Regions from separate parts of the Homo sapiens genome. Here region 1 is linked to region 2. Evidence: read pairs that join two places in POLR2A ChIA-PET (ENCODE). Cell type or tissue: Caco-2. All regions are shown on one strand. Links, peaks and the distances in the headings refer to the core of each region. The heading gives the core; the rest is flanking DNA.

Region 1 (10,343 bases), core at 1,647-9,646, 260 kb before region 2:
CAGTTTGGAAAATTATCTGGCCTCAGGGGCTATAAAAGGAAGATAAGAAAGAAAACATGTCCAGTTTATCCATGGCTGCACTACTGTTTTTATCTCTTCCAATATTGCTTTTGCCCAATAATCTTTCTTCTCTCCTTTTGAGACTCCAGATGTATGTATGGTAGATATTTTAGCTTACCCCTAATCTTCCTCCTTTCTTTTTCTTTTTTATTCTTTTTTAAATCTCTGTCCTTCAGTTTGAGTATTTTCTACTGACCTGTCTTCAAGTTCACTAATCTTATGTTCTGCTGTACCCAATCTGCTATTAAACCTGTACACTGAGTTCTTAATTTCAGATTTTTTTTCAGTTTTAATATGTTCATTTGACTTTTTTTATAGATTCTATTTCTCTGTTTAAATGATCCGTATTTTCATCTATATATTCATCATTTTCTCTATTTTCCTTTACATGTTAATTGTAGTTATTTTACATTCTTGAATGCTAACTCTAATATCTGGATCATCTGTGGGTCTGCTTCCATTATCTTTTTTTTTTCTTTAATTTTGGTCACGTTTACTTTTGACTTTGCAAGTTTTACAATTTTGTATTGTTTGCCAGAAATTATGAGTAAATATAGAGGAGCCATATCATATCATCTTCTACCAAAGAGAGTTTTCCCTTTTTTCTATCAGGCAGATAGAGTAAGGATCTGATCACTTCAATTCAATCTGGGATTAGACTGTGACAGGACTGGGTTGCTGTTTCAGCCTGGTTCATCCCCCTTCTCACAACCTTTTGTTGTTGTTTTGAGATGGCCTTGCTCTGTTACCCAGACTAGAGTGCAGTGGTGCAATCATGGCTCACTGAAACCTCCATCTCCTGGGCTCAGGTGATCATCCCACCTCAGCTTCCCTAGTAGCTGGGACCACAGGTGCGTGCCACCATGCCTGGCTAATTTTTCTTTTCTTTTCTTTTTCTTTTTTTTTTTAAGAGATGGGGGTCTTACTATGTTGCCCAGGCTGGTTTTGAACTCCTAGACTCAAGCCATCCATCCACCTCAGCCTCCCAAAGTGCTGGGATTACAGATGTGAGCTACTGTGCCCGGCCTCTCACAACCTTTGATTGAAAACTGGACAGGTATTCATCCTCTCTGCCCTGAAATACGGAATGATATTGAGCTAGCTCTCCAGGCTTCTACTTCATGCAGACTCAAAATCTGGCAAATATCTTGAGGAGGAGAAGACCAGTTGAGTAATTGAGGCTCTTCTCCCTGCTCTGCCTCAGCAGATCTTCATTTTTTAATCAATAATTCCAGACCATAGGAGATTCAGTCTGCCTTTTAGGAGCTTTTAGCCTGACTCTCCAGGCTCCTGCACATTCCCAGTGTTCAGCAAATATTCCATAGGTAAAACTGGCCATAGTTAGAGGCCCCTTAAGTTTCCAACTTGCTTTGCATGGCCACCAGAAACTTTTGATGGTCTTCCCAAGGAGAGGCATTCTGTCTAGGTTAAACCCAATCCTAAGTATATACTCAACTCACCTCAGAAAAGTTCTCCCCTCTCTGAAATTTTAGTTCATCTAGTCTTCATTCCTTCCTCAGCCCTTTGGTGGCATTGCTTAAAATAAGGCCAGGCACAGTAGCTCACGCCTATAATCCCAGCACTTTGGGAGACCAAGGCTGGCAGATCACTTGATCCCAGCAGTTCAAGTTCAAGGCCAACATAATGGGACCTTATCTCTACAAAAAAAAATTTTTTTTAATTAGCCAGACCTGGTGGTGTGCACCTGCAGTCCCAGCTACTCAGGAGACTGAGGTGGGAGACTGGCGTGCACTCAGGATGCCGAGGCTGCAGTGAGCCATGATGGTGCCATTGCACTCCAGCCTGGGTGGCAGAGAGAGACTCTGTCTCAAAAATAAGGAATAAAAATAAGGCCAGGCACGGTGACTAACACCTGTAATTCCAGCACTTTGGGAGGCCGAGGCGGGCAGATCATGAGGTCAAGAGATCGAGACCATCCTGGCCAATATGGTGAAAACCCATCTCTATTAAAAATAGAAAAATTAGCTGGGCATGGTGGTGGGCGCTTGTAATCCCAGCAACTCGGGAGGCTGAGGCAGGAGAATCGCTGGAACCAGGGAGGTGGAGGTTGCAGTGGGCAGAGATCACGCCACTGCACTCCAGCCTGGCAACAGAGTGAGACTCCATCTCAAAACAAATAAACAAATAAATAAATAAATAAAAATAATAAAGTTGAAAAGAATAAACACACATTCAGAACACGTTATTCCCCTGAACCACTAGGCCTGGCCCACCCCGTTCTGAGCACCTCTCATACTGGGAAAGCTCACAACCAGGAATGCCCAGAAGATCAACAGTTTACACATTCAGTTCTGTACCCTCTGTTCCTCTGATGTTCTACCTTCAAGGGTTCACTGAACTGTGTAACTCCCAAGTTCTGGAATAGGGAGAGGAAATTTTGTGCTCAACCTCCACACCCTTCTCAGACCAGTGAACCTGTCTGATTATGGATATTCAGATTTTCCCCTAATCTGTGCTAAATCAAACAAATAAAATCAGAGACTGGCAATGAGAAGGGCAGTTCTAACATGCTTCCTGCCAAGATTATGCTCCAGAGTCATAGTCCTTTAGTCGGGGTAGATTAGAGTCAAGGTTTACACCTCTAGGCAAAGGTCACTGAGGTTTGAGGCAATGTTTAAGGCTTTGTGCAGTGGCTCATGCCTATAATCTCAGCACTTTGGGAGGCCAAGGCGGGTGGATCACCTGAGGTCATGAGTTCGAAACCAGCCTGGCCAACATGATGAAATCTCGTCTGTACTAAAAATACAAAAATTAGCCGGGTATGATGGCGGGTGCCTGTAATCCCAGCTACTTAGGAGGCTGAGGCAGGAGAATCACTTGAACCCGGGAGGTGGAGGTTGCGGTGAGCCAAGATTGTGCCATTGCACTCCGGCCTGGGGAACAAGAGTGAAACTCTGTCTCAAAAAAAAAAAAAAAAAAAAACTTGATAGCACCTAATAAAACTGAAAATTACACATGCTAAATTACCCAATAAACCTATAACATAGAGACACTCACATGTACACGTTAGGAAACATTCAAGAATGTTCATCAGAGCATTGTTCGTAATAGCAAAAAAATAGAAACAGTCTAAATGCTCATCAAGGGGGAGTAGATAAAATGCAGTATATTATTACAAAAGAATACTACAAGGTAGCTTAAAGGAAAGAACCTAACATATCAAACACATTGTTGAGTGAACCAGATAAACCACAGAATGACATATATGATATGGTACCATCTGCGCTAATTTAAACACACAAAACAACACTAAGAATGTGGGCAGGCGAGGGTGGGGGATGCGCGCGCATGTGTGTAAAATTGAGTCATAGTGGCAGTTGAAAATGAGTTTTATATAGTCTTACTTATAATGACACTCTGGGAAAAAAGTAAGGAACTTCTGAAACATTTTCCAGCAATAAAAAATAAATGAAAGCGGCCGGGCGTGGTGGCTCATGCTTGTAATCCCGGCACTTTGGGAGGCCAAGGCGGGCGGATCACGAGGTCAGGAGATCGAGACCATCCTGGCTAACACGGTGAAACCCCGTCTCTACTAAAAATACAAAAAATTAGTCGGCGTGGTGGCGGGCGCCTGTAATCCCAGCTACTCGGGAGGCTGGGGCAGGAGAATGGCGAGAACACGGGAGGCGGAGCTTGCAGTGAGCCGAGATCACGCCACTGCACTCCAGCCTGGGCGACAGAGCGAGACTCCGTCTCAAAATAAATAAATAAAAATAAATGAAATCTGCCAATTATAATGGAATTAAAGCAGGAAGTAGGCTTTCCTGGGGAAAGGGGAGGAAGGGAGTAACTTGGTCCCTGGAAAGGGAAATGGTGGGTTGAGAGAGGTTATAATACGATTTTAGATTTCAGCATTACTATAAAATTTTTTTTTGACAGATGAGTTCTCACTATGTTGCCCAAGCTGGAGAGCAGTGGCTATTCACAGGCAAGATCCTTATGCCACTACAAATGGCTTTGAGACTTTGAGAGAGACTCTGTTTGTTTGGAAGAAAATACAAGAAGAGAATAGGAATTTCTACCTGGTAATCCAGAGAATTATTTTGGCTCTTATTCAGGACCACCAAGGTGGTACTCTATGAGGCTGCAGGGACCACAGCATTACTGAGCTTGGGGTGCCGCCTAATGCAGAGACAGCTTAGATGACAACACCTAAGTCCCTTCAAATACCTGGAAAGCCTTCCCAAGAAGGACAGGTACGGCCGAGCGCGGTGGCTCACGCCTGTAATCCCAGCACTTTGGGAGGCTGAGGCGGACAGATCACGATGTCAGGAGTTCAAGACCACCCTGGCCAACATAGTGAAACCCCGTCTCTACTAAAAATAAAAAAATAAAAAAATTAGCCAGGCGTGGTGGCGGGCGCCTGTAGTCCCAGCTACTTGGGAGCCTGAGGCAGGAGAATCGTTTGAACCCAGAAGGTGGAGGTTGCAGTGAGCCGAGATTGCACCACTGCACTCCAGCCTGGGCTACCCAGCGAGACTTTGTCTCAAAAAATAAAATAAAATAAAATAATAATAATAATAATAATAATAATAATAATAATAATAAGGCTGGGCGTGGTGGCTCATGCCTGTAATTCCAGTATTTTGGTAGGCCGAGGTGGGCAGATCACCTGAGGTCAGGAGTTTGAGACCAGCCTGGCCAACATGGTGAAACTCCGTCTCTACTAAAAATACAAAAATTAGCCGGGCGTGGTGGCAGGTGCTTGTAATCCCAGCTACTTGGTAGGCTGAGGCAGGAGAATCGCTTGAACCTGGGAGGCAGAAGTTGCAGTGAGCCGAGATAGCGCCATTGCACTCCAGCCTGGGCAACAAGAGCAAAACTCTCCCAAATAAATAAATATACAAAGTAAAAATTACCCAACTTCACTCTTTTCCCAAGTAACCTTCATTTTTATCTTGTGTCTTTCTAGACTGTTTTTATCCACATGCAAACAGAATTATTTTTTGGAATGGAATCGTGTTATATACAGTTTGGCAGCCTGCTTTTTGCTCTCAAATGTCTTGGCCCTCCTCCCCTGTATAGTCTACTTAACTTGTTGTAATTGCTTCACAATATTCCACAGCACAGATATATTATGAACTATTTAACCATTTTTTTTCTTTTTGAGACAGGGTCTCACTCTGTCACCCAGGCTGGAGTGTAGTGGTGCAATCCATGGCTCACTGCAGCCTCAACCTCCCGGGCTGAAGTGATCCTCCTGCCTCAGCCTACTGAGTAGCTGGGACCACAGGCTCGCATCACCATGCCTGGCTAATTTTTATTTATTTTATTTTATTTATTTATTTATTTATTTTTGAGATGGAGTTTCGCTCTTGTTGCTCAGGCCGGAATGCAATAGCGCGATCTCAGCTCATTGCAACCTTCGCCTCCCAGGTTCAAGCAATTCTCCTGCCTCAGCCTCCTGAGTAGCTGGGATTACAGGCATGCGCCACCACGCCCAGCTAATTTTGTATTTTTTAGTAGAGACGGGGTTTCTCCATGTTGGTCAGGCTGGTCTCAAACTCCTGATTCAGGTGATCCGCCCACCTCGGCCTCCCAAAGTGCTGGGATTACAGGTGTGAGCCACTGCACCTGGCCTATTTTATTTTATTTTTGAGACAGGGTCTGGCTCTGTTGGCCATGCTGCAGTGCAGTGGTGGGTCACGGCTCACTGCAGTCTCCGCCTCCCAGAGGTTCAAGCCATCCTCCCACTTCAGCCTCCCCAGTTCCTGGGACTACAGGCGCCCACCAGCCAGCTAATTTTTATATCTTTTGCAGACATGGAGTCTCACCATTTTTCTCAGGCTGGTCTCAAATTCCTGAGCTCAGGCAATCCGCCTCCCTCGACCTCCGAAGTGCTTTTTTTTTTTTTTTTTTTGAGACAGAGTTTTGCTGTGTCACCCAGGCTGGTGTGCAGTGGTGTGATCACAGTTCACTGCAGCCTCAATCTCCTGGGCTCAAGCAATCCTCCTTGCCCCAGCCTCCCAAGTAGCTGGGAGTACAGGTGTGCCACCATGCCAGACTAATTATTATTATTTTTTTTTAGTAGAGACAAGGTCTTGTTATGTTGCCCATGCTGGTCTCCAACTCCTAGGCTAAAGCGATCCTCCTGCCTTGGATTCCCAAAATGTTGGGATTACAGGTGTGAGCCACTGGATCTGGCCTAACCATTCTCTTATTAATGAAAAGTCTTCTGTTTCCACTATTACAAATAATGCTGCAATGACAGTTATTTTTGTATATTTATGCACCTAAGTAGTTCTATAAAATAGAATCCTACAAGAGTTGTATTTTCAGTCAAAAAGTATGACATCTCATATTTTAAAAGTTACTAACAGCATTGCCCTCAAACAAGGGCACTTCAATGCATATGCCATTAATAATGCATGAGGGCCCTTCTCTCTCACCTTTCCAACATGAGATACTATCAGCCTTTCTAACTTGTGCCCAACTAATAGGGCAGAAAAATTGTCTTGGTCTAAACTGGCTTGTTAATCTTGATTGTGCCTTCCCAATTCCATTTTTTGTGGTATCACAATGTTAGCTTGAAAACAGCTGTAGTGGGAGTATTTACACCACAGAAACTGGCAAATGCTACAAATTAAACACACACACATACAAACACACACAACACAGTAAGGAAGGAAATATAGGTAGAAATTCCTGTTCTCGGCTGGGTGCGGTGGGCCATGCCTGTAATCCCACCACTTTGGGAGGCCAACGCGGGTGGATCACCTGAGCTCAGGAGTTTGAGACCAGCCTGGCCAACATGGTGAAACCCCGTCTCTACCAAAAATACAAAAAAATTAAATGGGTGTGGTGGCAGGCACTTGTAATCCCAGCTACTTGGGAGGTTGAGCCAGGAGAATTGCTTGAACCCCGGGGTGGAGGTTGCAGTGAGCCCAGATCACACCCAGGCTGAGATCAGCCTGGGTGACAGAGCGAGACTCTGTCTCGAGAGGAAAAAATAAATAAATAAATAAATTACTGTTCTCATGTTTTAAATTAAACTTTGTATTTTGAGATAATTGTAGGTTCCCATGAAGTTGTAAGAAATAACAGAAAGATTGCCCTTTACACAGTTTCTCTCAATTGATAACATCTTGCAAAACTATAGTACATTATCACAACCAGGATATTGACATTGACACAGTCAAGATATAGAACATTTCCATCACTGCAAGGATCTCTTTTACAGCCACATGCACTTCCTTCCCAACCCCACACCCCCTTAACTCCTGTCAACCACTGTCTGTTCTCCATCTTTATAATGTTATCATTTCAAAAATGTCCTATAGCAATGGTCCCCAATCTTTTTGGCACCAGTGATGGGTTTCATGGAAGACAATTTTTTCACAGATGCGGGGGATGGGGTGTGGTTTTGGGATGAAATTGTTCCACCTCAGATCATCAGGCATTAGATTCTCATAAGGAGTGTACAACAAAGATCCCTCTCATGCACAGTTCACAATAGGGTTTGAGCTCCTATGAGAATCTCATGTGGCTGCTGATCTGACAGGAGGCAGAGCTCAGGCTGTAAAGCTTGCCTGGGGCTCACCTCCTGCTGTGCAGTCTGGTTCCTAATAGGCCACAGCCAGTAGTAGTCTGCATCCCAAGGGTTAGGGACCCCTGTTCTATAGGCTGGGCGTGGTGGCTCATGTAAGTCATCCCAGCACTTTGGGAGGCTGAAGTAGGAGGATCACTTGAGCCCAGGAGTTTGAGACCAGCTTGGGCAACATGGCGAAACCCCAACTCTACAAAAAAAAATTTTTTTTTTGAGACGAAGTCTCACTCTGTCACTCAGGCTGGAGTGCAGTGGAGTGATCTCTGCTCACTGCAACCTCCAAATCCTGGGTTCAAGCTATTCTCCTGCCTCAGCCTCCTGAGTAGCTGGGATTACAGGCATGCACCACCATGCCTGGATAATTTTTGTATTTTTAGTAGAGATGGGGTTTCGCCATGTTGGCCAGGCTGGTCTCGAACTCCTGACCTTATGTTATTTGCCACCCCAGGCTCCCAAAGTGCTGGGATTACACGCGTGAGCCACTGTGTCCAGCCACCATCTCTACAAAAAAAAATTTAAAAACATTAGCTGGGTGTGGCGGCACTCACCTGTGGTCCCAGCTACTTGGAAGGCTGAGGCAGGAAGATCCCTTGAGCCCTGGAGGTTGAAGCTGCAGTGAGCCATGATCACGCCACTGCACTCCAGCCTGGACAACAGAGGAAGACTGTCTCAAAAAAAAAAAAAAGTTCTTTAGAAGGAATCATACAGTATGAAACCTCTTGATTAGCTTTCTTCACTCAGCATGATTCTCTGAAGATTCAGCCAGGTCACTGCATGTATCAATCATTCATTCGCTCTTATTGGAGAGTAATACACCATGGCCTGGACTTACTAGTTCATTTAATCATTCACACATTGAAGGGTATCTGGGGTTTTTCTTTCCAGTTTTTAGCTATTACAAATAAAACTGGCATAAACATTTCTGTACAGGGTTTTGTGTGTCATAGTCTCATTTTCCCAACTGATCCTGAGGCTGTAGCTAGTATTTATGACTTGGTTCCCTTTTACTTCTCATTCCTTTGACTTAATAATAGGTAACATTTATAGAGTGCTTATTACATGCCAGAACATGTTCTAAGTGCTTTACAAGTATTAACTCATTTAATTCTCAAAATTACCATTTGAGATATTAATTATTATCATCTCGATTTTATAGATGTGCAAACTAACGTAAGGAAAGGCACACAGCCAGCAGTGTTAGCACACAGATTCGAACCCCAGCCAGTCTGGTACCAGAGCTCAGCCTCTTAACCACTATGTTAGTACAGCCAGGACTGAAGATGGTTGGGGTTCTTTCCTCGTAGAGTGACCTAAGCCTTTGCTGCTAGAGGACCTGAAGTCTTGGTTATCTCATGCTTTCATCTTCTGTTAACCTTAACTATTGGACATGGTGGTACAAGATATTCCTGTGGGCTGCTGAGGGTTCCTCCCATCCTCCTCCCTGGCCCTGCTGTGTAACAGCAACTCTTTTTCCTGTAAATCATCAAGATGTCAGGATTGATCACCACAGCTCACATCTTCTCCTTTTCTGCCTGTTCACTCGATGGCATAAGGAGCCCAGAAGAGCAAGGTAGCTGTCTCAGCTTCCAGTTCAATGCTTATTTTTGTGGAAGCTAATCTCTGTGGGGCATCAAACCTCCCACCTAGCAGAGCTCAGCATCATGGGACTGCACGTGAAAATGTTGTGAATGGGTCATCAGGTGCAATAGCGAGAGGCCCTACTTCCACTTCTACCTCTCTGATCCTGGGCCCATCATGAATTCCAGCTGAGACAGAAACGCTGCTGCAGAATGGTTGCAGGTTCAGGGCATAAACTGCATTCTGTGGCCAGCACTCCAACCTCAGAAGGTTTTGCCATAACTGAGTCTTCCCTAAGGCCAGCTGCTTCTGAGGGATGAGGTACATGGTAAGATCCATGACTCCCATGGGTTCACAGCATGGACTCTGAGCCATAGTGTCTGGGTTCAAATACGGACCTCACTACTCACAGTTGACTTCAGGCAATTTATGAAACCTCTCTGTGACTTAGTTTCCTTATCTGTAAAATGGAGCTAATAATAGTGCCTAGATCTATGTGTTTGCTGTGAAGATGGGTTAACACTTGCAGGACTCGTCACACGCTGGGTATCATTACCCGTCTTTCACTGTACAGTGAGACCCTTTGTCAGAAGTGGTAACTCAGTGTGGGGCACTGTGATAGTGTATGAGACATCCAGGATGTCTATAGATGGTGGTGGTGGCAGTATCGGGTCAGAGAACGCAAATCCAAACCTAGAAATATGAAACTGCCTTCTAAAGAGAATGCGTTTCTGCTCCCTCCATGTTGGCAGACAGTAGTGGAAACAACCCTTCCCCAGGTGGTGGACTGTTGTGGTAGCTTCTGTGTCTTCAGCAGTGGCTCCAACTGGGCCTGACTCAGAAAGAGGAGGTCCATGCTGGCAAGGCCATGTGCAGCCTCTGCTCTAGCCACCACAACCTCTTTGTTCATGGAATATCAGTGAGAAAACAATGACATCCACAGAACAGGTTCGCCTCACCCTCCATCGTCACGAGCATCCTCCAGGGAGAGGGCCTGCTGGTTGAATGGCTACACTAGACACAAATATTCTTGCATTCTGGGCTCTTTCTGTGAGGTCCATTCACAGGCCTTCTTCCCAAACCCCCTTTCACCAGCCCTTTGATTTTGTTCTATCCAAGTCTGTCCACCCAGCAAAGC
Region 2 (10,343 bases), core at 1,546-9,545:
GACCACTGCCTCCCTGTTCTCAGCCACCCTCCTCTTTCTTTGACCCAACAAGGTAAACCGCATTGGTGGGAGGAAGAACTTGTGAAAGTAGAAGGGAGAGAGCTAAGAAGGCAACCCTGGGGCCTGGGGGAAGGGCACAGGCACAGCTACCAAGGCAGTTGGGCTCTCCCTGAAATGCTCAGGTTTCCACTAGACAGGTTCCCTGACCTGAGGCCCTTTCCTCCAGGGCCCTACTGACCCAAGTAGCTGTGGATGGCATGGCTGGTCCCCACAGTAACATCACAGTCATGTTCCTTGGCTCCAATGATGGGACAGTGCTGAAGGTGCTGACCCCAGGTGGGCGATCCGGGGGACCTGAGCCCATCCTCCTGGAAGAGATTGATGCCTACAGCCCTGCCCGGTGAGGCCTTTGGAGGGCAGGCCCCCTGCAAAGCAGGGAGGGGATGGGAGGTAGCAGCTGCAGATTCGGGAATAGGTTGGAAACATCAACATTGGCTTTTGCAGGGTGGGAGCTCTGGGCTAGACAGGCTTGGCGAGAAGACTGGACAGTGTGGTAGGGCGGGGCAGCTCCATGGGTTGTGCTCAGTTGCTTGTGTGCCTCCCCGCTTTCTGTTCTTCCACTCACTCAGGGAAAAGGTAGCCTCATCTGTCCATCTCTGGTTCCTTCTGGCCTCACCCTAGGTGCAGTGGGAAGCGGACAGCCCAAACAGCACGACGGATCATAGGGCTGGAGCTGGACACTGAGGGTCACAGGCTTTTTGTGGCTTTTTCTGGCTGTATTGTCTACCTCCCTCTCAGCCGGTGTGCCCGGCATGGGGCCTGTCAGAGGTGAGAGGGGCCTGAGGCCAGGCCCTGTGTGGGCAAGCTCCCCGGGCCAGCAAGAGCACAGAAACACAGGTCTTTGGGGTGGCAGGAAAACACAGGGGATGGCTGTGGGGTGCCTAGGTACCTCAAGCATTCTGAAGGTGGGCAGCAACCAGGGTGTGGAGAGACTGAGGTGGACAGGAGAGAATGAGGCTGGGAGCCTCCTGTAAGCCAGGGTGGGAAAAGGCAGCAGAATGGAAAGTGACTGGAGTAGAAAGGGATCCAGCCTCACACACCTCCGTTTTCCCTAGGAGCTGTTTGGCTTCTCAGGACCCATACTGTGGATGGCATAGCTCCAGGGGCTGTGTGGATATCAGGGGATCTGGTGGGTAAGTGATGGGTCCTTGGGTTTCCTGAGCATAAAATTCCCCACCAATAAGACAAGCTGAGGGCCAGAGTGGGAGATACGGACAACGTACAGAATTCTATAGCCACTTCGTTTTCCTCCTAGGACTGATGTGGATCAGGCTGGGAACCAGGAATCCATGGAGCATGGTGACTGCCAAGGTAAACAGAAGAGGCAGCTGCTGTTGCAGCCAAAGCTGCACATGGCCATGATGGCCACAGACACCATCCCAGGCTTGGCCTTTTGTCCTTCTCTCCTTCTGTGGCACAGTCACCCCATCAGTTCTTCATGAAGCTTCTCTTTCCCCCCATCTTCACCCTGTCCCTTCTTCATAGATGGAGCTACTGGGAGTCAGTCTGGCCCTGGGGATTCTGCTTATGGTGAGTCCTCTTGTCCCAACCTCACCTTCCCTTGCTCAGCCCACATACCTGAGTGTGTGTCCTGTAGCAGCAGCAGAGCAGCATTCTGAATACCCTGGGAGTATCGGAAAAGGGTCGGCATCCTCCAGATACCCAGCATGTAGCTCAGTACTTGGCACACAGTAGGGTACTTTTTGAACAAATAAATCAATGTCCTGCATGATGAGCCCTTCCCCAGGCCCAGAAGAAACTAGAGGCTGGCGTTCTGGACTCCTGGGTTCCACAGGAGGGAGGAAGGACCCCTGGAAGGGTGTCAGGGGTAGAGATCAAGAGCCTCACTGGCTCTGACCTGGTCTCTGCCACCAGTGCTTCCGGGTCCTGGCCCTTCCCCTGGGACCCCCAGTCCTCCCAGTGATGCCCACCCCCGGCCCCAGTCTTCCACTCTTGGAGTTCACACTCGGGGTAAGGGGGCTACTTGGGAGAGATAGGAGTGAAGTGTGGGGCTGCTGATTCTCGGAGCGTTCTAAGCCCCTCACTGAATGGTGTTTGGTGCTCACTAACGCCTGTTTGGAGCCTCCCTTCCCCAGAATTGGGCATCCCAGCCCCGAGTTCTCCTGCACGAGCAGTTTTTGGCAGTTGCTCTTGGCATGGCTACAGGGGCCAGAAGTGGGATGGGGAATCCCCAGGCCCAAGCTCTGGCCTGAGTGTGAGGGGTAGTGCGTGGGCTGTATGCTGAGGAGTCAGGAGAGGTGAATCCTGAGGATGGTGGAGGCTGTAGGAGTGAGGCTGAGTAGCAGCGGGAGGGACGATGATGTCAGGCCTGGGAACTGCCGGCGCCTCTGGGCCTAGGTACCCCGCACCGCCTCCCCTTGGCTGAGCCTCCCTCCTCCCTCTCGGTCGGCAGGCGTGCGCCGGGACCTGCCCCCAGCCTCGGCCTCCCGCTCCGTCCCCATCCCACTCCTCCTGGCCAGTGTGGCCGCAGCTTTTGCCCTGGGCGCCTCAGTCTCTGGCCTCCTGGTCTCCTGTGCTTGTCGCCGCGCCCACCGACGTCGGGGCAAGGACATCGAGACTCCGGGGCTCCCGCGCCCTCTCTCCCTCCGCAGTTTGGCCCGGCTCCACGGTGGGGGCCCAGAGCCCCCGCCGCCCTCCAAGGACGGGGACGCGGTGCAGACGCCGCAGCTCTACACCACCTTCCTGCCGCCTCCGGAGGGCGTGCCCCCGCCGGAGCTGGCCTGCCTGCCCACCCCCGAGTCCACGCCGGAGCTGCCGGTCAAGCACCTCCGCGCCGCCGGGGACCCCTGGGAGTGGAACCAGAACAGGAACAACGCCAAGGAGGGTCCGGGCCGCTCACGGGGCGGGCACGCGGCGGGCGGGCCCGCGCCCCGCGTGCTGGTGAGGCCACCGCCGCCCGGCTGTCCCGGGCAGGCCGTGGAAGTCACCACCCTGGAGGAACTGCTGCGCTACCTGCACGGCCCGCAGCCGCCCAGAAAGGGGGCCGAGCCCCCCGCCCCTTTAACCTCGCGGGCGCTCCCGCCGGAGCCCGCCCCCGCCCTCTTGGGCGGCCCCAGCCCCAGGCCCCACGAGTGCGCCTCGCCGCTGAGGCTGGACGTGCCCCCCGAGGGCAGGTGCGCCTCTGCCCCCGCCCGGCCCGCGCTCTCCGCCCCCGCTCCCCGGCTGGGCGTCGGCGGAGGCCGGAGGTTGCCTTTCTCCGGCCACCGGGCCCCCCCTGCCCTGCTCACTCGAGTCCCCTCGGGAGGTCCCTCCAGGTACTCCGGGGGTCCCGGGAAGCACCTCCTGTACCTGGGCCGGCCCGAGGGCTACCGGGGCCGCGCCCTGAAAAGGGTGGACGTCGAGAAGCCCCAGTTGTCCCTGAAGCCTCCCCTCGTCGGGCCCTCCTCCCGCCAGGCCGTCCCGAACGGCGGCCGTTTCAACTTTTAAAGGGAGCGGCCCACGGCCTCCAGCGTGGGGAGCGCCCGAGTCCTCTCGGCCACGAGCTGGACGCTCTTCAGGACGTTTCACCGCCCCCTCGCCCCGCACCTCCAGCCTTCCCGACTCGCAGAGTCTCCCGAGGCCCCTTTTCGCCTCGGGTTTATTTATTGACTGTCTTTCCCCCTGTCCTCGACAGAAGAGTGGGAGGTGAGAAGCCCGTCTCCTCAGTGAGCCAGCATTTCAGGGGGAGCTGGCGGACTCCCACTCCCCGCTCCCTTCCAGCCAAGCTGCCTTAACTCGCCCCTCGGGGCTCCCCCAGAGACTGTGCCCCGGGCGGGCCGCGCGCGCTGTGTCCAGAGTCCTCGGGCCTTCTGGGTCTGGGACGTGCCTCTCCTACTGTGTAGGAGCCTCCGCTTCCCAATACAGCCGTGTCTGCAGCCACTGCCTGACTTCACTCGGGCGGGGGAGGGCGGCAGTCGGTCGGCTCGCTCTGGGCGCCCTCGCTCTCTGCCTTCATCTGGGCCCTGGGCTCTCCCGGGTAATGGGATGGCTGCGGTCCCGCCGGGGGGCAGTCTGGAAAGGTTTCCTAAAGGAGACGAGCGAATTAACGGTGTCGAGGTGAGCCAGGGCCAGGGGGACCCCGGTAAAGTTTAGTTGAGGCTGGGGAAGGCCCTCGGAGCTCGTTTCCAGATCGAGGTAAGAGGGACTTTCTTAAAGGCCTAGTCTATGGGATGGGGCGGCGGAGGGAATTTTTTGAGAAATAAAATGAAGCTGCAGTGTACGTTACTTGAAGTTCCACATCAGAAAATCTTGTCCTTAGGAGAATTTGTCTGGCAGATTTTGGGTTGCATGAGGGGTAGGCTACAAAAAACAGCAAAGTATTCGTCCCTGTTGGAGGCAAGGGTCTGCCCCCGGCTCTTACTTAAGGAGCGGGACGGGGGACGAGAGCGTGCGCGGCGTCACACGCACGCTTAGCCACCCCCCAAGAAGCCGCCGCCGCGCTCAAGCTCCGCGCGCTCAGGACCAGGTAGCGTGTAGCTGTCGTGAAGCTCCCTTTGCTCCGGTTGGGACTGGCTGCGGATACCTGTCCGTTATCCCCGGCACCAATGAGAGGGACGAACAGGACCACCTGCACCGCCCACCACCCTCGCTAACAACGCTTTAAGGCCTAACGCAGGAGGCAGCTGGTGCGAATTTACAAATCGGGTTTTTCACCCCCGCGTGGCTGCAATGTCCGCCCAGTTCGAGCCCCACATTCTCCCGCTGGCTCCGCCTGGGGGTCGGGCCAACTCTTGCTGCTAAGGAAGCCTCACCAGTCCCCTTCCCGTTTGCTACCTAAATGTCCTCGGCGGGAAACTGCTGAGAACAATTTGGGGAAGCCTGAACTTGTTCCTAGTTCCGCGCTTTATTACTTGTGATCATGACTGGTCAGAACTCCGCCCGGAGCCTCCATTTGTTCATCTGAAAAATGGGGTTGAGAAGCTCAAGTACCAGAATGTGAAAACGCTTTCTAAAGGCGAAGGCATGGTATCTTGTGAGATAGTAATTCCTTCAAACTCACGCATAGGCTATTCCTATTCCTAACTTTGCGATCTGCTTTCACTAGGCAATCCCTTTCCCTTTGTATCCTTATAATTTTCACCTATAGATTTTACCCCCAGGGTTTTTTAATGCCCTCTGAACATTATTTCCATTTCAGTTAAGCTTGTCTGGCCAAATTTGGTTGTCCTCCAGAGTCTGACCTCTTTTTGCTTGGCGCTTGTTTCACCAGGTTGAAGTGGTCCTTTAGGTCTCAGTTTTTCCCGTATGGGGTGCCTTACTTAAACCAAGGTGCCTCGGGGCCAGTGCTAGTTTCCTAGATACTGGAGGAAAGCAAGCAAGGAAGGAGTAGAGAATCCAGTCACTTGACTTCATTATCCTCTTCAAACCGAAATTTTGAAGGACAAGGAAAAGTTTCAAGGCTGCAGCCTTTCACAGTCCTCTGAGGGACAAAACTCAAATATAGTTCTTGCCTTGAAGGTGGTCACAAACAAAAAGGGTAAATGATCCTAAGGTTTAAATATAGACCTAAAAGAGAGATATATACAATGGAAATTTAATCTTGTAATTCTTTGCAGGCAGCAGTAATTTATAGGTTAAAGTCCTGGTTGTAGTTTAATTATAAAATATGTTCTTTTATTAGTATTTATCACTATGGTGACTTCTTTAGCCAAAGAGTATCTAAACTGAACTCTCAGAGCTAACAGAAGTAACTATGTTGCAGTGAGAGCAACAGTCCTGGGTCTCTACCTCTTGTTTTCTATGTGACCTTGGCAATTCAACCAACATCTTTGAGGCTGTTTTTTTGGTAAGGAATGGAAAGAACATATGGCAACAGGGATTTGTAAAGTACCGTATAAATATATATATTTAAATTAAGTGCTTTGTGGGAAAATGATTTGCCCAAAATAAAGCAGACTTCTACCAAGTATGCAGTTCATTAATACAGATACCTCTCCCTGATAGAGAGTAGTGAATAATAAATTAAGAGGATGAATTAAAGTAAATTATCCCTGACAATAGAAGGATAAATATGACCTCAAGGAATCTGCTAATACTCTTTTTTAAAAAATCATACCATTAGCTCAGTTTTTGTCTTTAGGAAAACCAGAATGTGCCAACGGGAGGATAGCATCATCATCCTCAGGGATTTCTAAGCTGATTTCTCAGAGGCATCCTGGGAGGTTATGGAGAAACCAGGGCCCCAGCAGACAGATTCCATCAGTTTGTGTAAGGCTTTGGGGACTTGAATCACAGAAGGTTCCACAGTCACAGAGCTTGAAAAGCTGTTCAGCATCTTGGGTTCTTTGGGGGCTAAGTCACAGGGGCCTGAGATATTATTGTCTCTCAGGTTTTTAACTCCTTGATGTCACTGTCCCATCCATGAGAACCACACAGGTATGCGTCACTCTCTGCTACTTAATCCAGCAGTTGACCCTTCAGAACTGTTGGCTCATAAGAATATAAGGTTATATGTATGAGAGTAAGGTTCAAGTACATGGATAAAATATGAAGCCTGTAAATCGAAAAGATCACCTACCTTTACCAGGTGTATCAGACAGGGTCCCAACAGGAAATAACATTCTCAAAATAATGAAGGGCTATTTTGAAAGGTATGGGCAAAGGATAGGTCAGTAACTGGAGGCTAATAACTGTATTAGGCCTAAAAGGATAAAAGGAGTTATTAGTTTCTAGGTCCTGGAGGGGGAGAGTGCCTTGAGAGAAGCAGTGACTTTTTTTTTTTTTTTTTTTTTTTTTTGCGATACAGTTGCTGGAGTGCAGTGGTGTGATCTTAGCTCACCAAAACCTCCGCCTCCCAGGTTCAAGTGATTTTCGTGCCTCAGCTTCCCGAGTAGCTGAGATTACAGGAGTGCACCACTGTGCCTGGCAAATGTCAATACATCGACTTCAGTCTTTTCTCTTCCCCCAGTCTCCTGTCAGGGCTCCCTATTGGCTGAATCCAACTGGAGGCCAAAGCACAGGAAGCCCATTGATGTTCATATAGGTCAGTCTCCCAGGACAGAGAACAGGCTACAGAATAGAGGAGCGTAATCTGGAAGGAAAGAAAGAAAACATCCAGCATACCTAGAGATGAAGACCCTATTCATTCCCCACAAGAGAGATTATTTTTTACTCTTCTTGCTCAAGTATTGCTGGCCAGAAACTCTATGCAGATACCCCCAAATTAGTTTTGGAGCAAAATTTACTTTGGGGAGCTTATAGGAAATGCTGCTTGGATCATATTTTTCTTCTCAGTTTCTTTTTTTTTTTTTTGAGACAGAGTCTTGCTCTGTCGCCCAGGCTGGAGTGCAGTGGTGCAATCTCGGCTCTCTCAGCTCACTGCAATCTCTGCCTCCTGGGTTCAAGCCTCCTGCCTCAGCCTCCCGAGTAGCTGGGATTACAGGGATGTGCCACCATGCCCGGCTAATTTTTGTATTTTCAGTAGAGATGGGGTTTCACCATGTTGGCCAGGCTGGTCTCGAACTCCCAACCTCAGGTGATCTGCCCGAGTTTGGCTTTTTTTTTTTTTTTTTTTTTTCCGAGATAGTGTCTCACTCTGTCACCCAGGCTGGAGTGCAGTGGTGCAACTGCGGCTCACTGCAAGCTCCGCCTCCTGCCTCAGCCTCCTGAGTAGCTGGGACTACAGGCGCCTGCCACCACACCCAGTTAATCTTTGTGTTTTTAGTAGAGACAGGTTTTCACCATGTTAGCCAGGATGGTCTCAATTTCCTGACCTCGTGATCCGCCGGCCTTGGCCTCCCAAAGTGCTGGGATTACGGGCCACGGCACCCGGCCCTCAGTTTCTTAAATGCAAATCTGAGATGAATTAAGCTGCCCAAGGCTAGTGAATAAAATAGCATTCTGACAAAAGGGAAATCACAGAGGAAAGTACACTAATTAACTCAATGTAGAAACTGTAGTTTTAGAAAGAACAATTTTAGCCAGGGTGCCATGGCTCACGCCTATAATTCCAACAGTTTGGGAAGGTAAGGCAGGTGGATCCCTTGAGCTCAGGAGTTCAAGACCAGCCTGGGCAACATGGTGAAACCCTGTCTCTACCAAAAATACAAAAATTAGCCAGGCATGGTGGTGTGCACCTGTAGTCCCAGCTTCTCAGTAGGCTGAGGTGGAGGATTGCTTGAGACCTGGAGGTCGAAGGTCGAGGCTGCAGTGAGCCAAGATCATGCCACTGCACTCCAGCCTGGGCAAGAGTGAGACCCTGTCTTTAAAAAGAAAAAAAAAAAAGGACAATTTTTACAAGTGTGTGACTCTGCAAAGTCAACCTATTTTTACAACTATATGATGAGGATAATACTCACCTTACAAGATGGGTATTTATATGTATATGCAGAGTACCTAGCACATTGCCAGACATGTAGCAAAAGCTTAAAACATGGTGGCTATTGTTATTTATAATTTTGGGCCCTTTCCCAAACTTTCCTTTCCTTTACAGCACTACCCTTAAACTTTAGGACTGGTTATAGGAGCAGACTGCAACCCCACACTTTTGTTCAGAAGTCTCCCATAGTCTTAACTTACTCAATTACCTATCAAATGTCTTGCACAAGCCTTACACAGGTGTAGTTATCACTGGGTTGCTCCCACTTCAGCCTTCACCTGTATTTTTTACCTATTGATCTCCTTGGAGTAGAGGGTTCTTTTTTACAGAGGAAGGAAGTCTTAGGAAAGTTGCCCTAGTTCATAATTTTTCCCATTACTTAAGACTATCACCCAGCCGGGCACGGTGGCTCACACCTGTAAGCCCAGCACTTTGGGAGGCCAGTGCGGGTGGATCACCTGAGGTCAGGAGTTCAAGACCAGCCTGGCCAACATGGTGAAACCCCGTCTCTACTAAAAATACAAAAATTAGCTGAGTGTAGTGGTGCATGCCTGTAATCCCAGCTAATAGGGAAGCTGAGGCAGGAGAATCACTTGAACCTGGGAGGCAGAGGCTGCAGTGAGCCAAGATCATGCCACCGCACTCCAGCCTGGGCAACAGTGTGAGACTCTGTCTCAAAAAAAAAAAAAAAAAAAAAAGAGTATCACCCATCAGAGAACTCTAGGTTCCTATCTCTCTAGTTCCCTCCAACTTTCCCATCTTGATGATTTCTCTCACCAGGATTTAATTCAACAAGATTTTTAGTTCTTTGGTTCTTAAGGCTCCACAAGTTCCTGCTTTTTTTTCTGTCAGCACAGCCAAGACTATATATATTAATAAAGTACCTGCCAGAATTACTTTCTATTACTTGAATATGTGCACAGCATTTGCTGACTATATGTATTTACCAAAAAGAAATTATCTACATGTACCCTAGTACATGGTAGGTGTCCAATTTCCTAAATATTGACTTTGAGAACTTACTTGAGATTCCAGTCGCTGAACACAGATGCTTATATGTCCTTAGCTTTGGACAGGCTCAAAGCTAATTTTGTAAAGAAAGGTATCCTTCTTGCCAACAAAACAGCTTTTCAGAACTCTATACACTAGATAGGATACCCATCTTGCTAGTCAAATTGGTCTGTTCACCCCGGCTATCAATGGGGATTGTGCTACTATCAGACTGATCCTCCTATTTTTAAATATAAATGTGTGCTGATTTTGGACTAAGATAGCAGCAAGCACCCTATTAACCAAGAATAGCTGAGAAGCTGGCAAAGTAAATCTACTCTTTCCAAGCACTCCTGAGTCTGATGTTTTTCCCCATACGTCTCAGTATTGACTTTACTCCCACACAAGGCACATAATCATTTTCTTCAGCTACTTTTCTCCTCCCTTGGTTGTTTGCTTTTAGGGAAGGGAGTGGGGAATGAGAGAAAGAAGGAAAATGTACATTTAACAAGCTGGTCAAAAGCTCTCCTCATTCTCATTTCATTTCTTACCTCAACTTGCTCTGCCTGTCAAGAATACCAGGCTGAGAGCGGTGGATAAGGAAAAGGCAATGGCCATGCATGGGTTAGTAGATCTATACCCCTCCCCCTTCAGTTAGCTCAGTTGGACAGGGAAAATGAGCTCTGTGGTTCACCTGTCATTAGAGAATAGATACAAATTTGGCCGGGCTCGGTGGCTCACGCCTGTAATCCCAGCACTTTGGGAGGCCGAGGCGGGCGGATCACGAGGTCAGGAGATCGAGACCATCCCGGCTAAAACGGTGAAACCCCGTCTCTACTAAAAATACAAAAAAATTAGCCGGACGTAGTGGCGGGCGCCTGTAGTCCCAGCTACTTGGGAGGCTGACGCAGGAGAATGGCGTGAACCCGGGAGGCGGAGCTTGCAGTGAGCCGAGATCCCGCCACTGCACTCCAGC

Evidence for each region. Peaks named below come from ENCODE experiments on the same cell type or tissue, not always from the same donor. Only the 100,000 strongest peaks of a DNase experiment are listed, where the experiment ranks them.
Region 1: POLR2A ChIA-PET joins it to region 2 with 6 read pairs; 3 of 35 experiments call an interaction of 5 or more read pairs at or near these places.

Annotation. Positions count from the first base shown.
Region 1 is chr1:151,383,444-151,393,786 of GRCh38, reverse strand. No RefSeq gene overlaps it. Among named protein-coding and RNA genes, the nearest start is that of PSMB4, 11 kb to the left of the region's middle. In Caco-2, for the core only: no CTCF peak of the experiment used is centred there; no DNase peak of the experiment used is centred there.
Region 2 is chr1:151,125,648-151,135,990 of GRCh38, reverse strand. It overlaps SEMA6C (semaphorin 6C), which reads left to right. Exons shown (of 19, transcript NM_030913.6): 14 at 227-400; 15 at 682-828; 16 at 1,116-1,193; 17 at 1,316-1,371; 18 at 1,546-1,590; 19 at 2,474-4,284. The coding sequence ends at 3,507. It overlaps LOC124904418 (a long non-coding RNA gene), which reads right to left and starts at 6,777. Exons shown (of 2, transcript XR_007066619.1): 1 at 6,578-6,777; 2 at 5,879-6,482. RefSeq lists enhancers at 3,553-4,337, 4,811-4,910. In Caco-2, for the core only: no CTCF peak of the experiment used is centred there; DNase peaks (open chromatin) are centred at 3,953 and 4,590; H3K4me3 peaks cover 1,128 bases.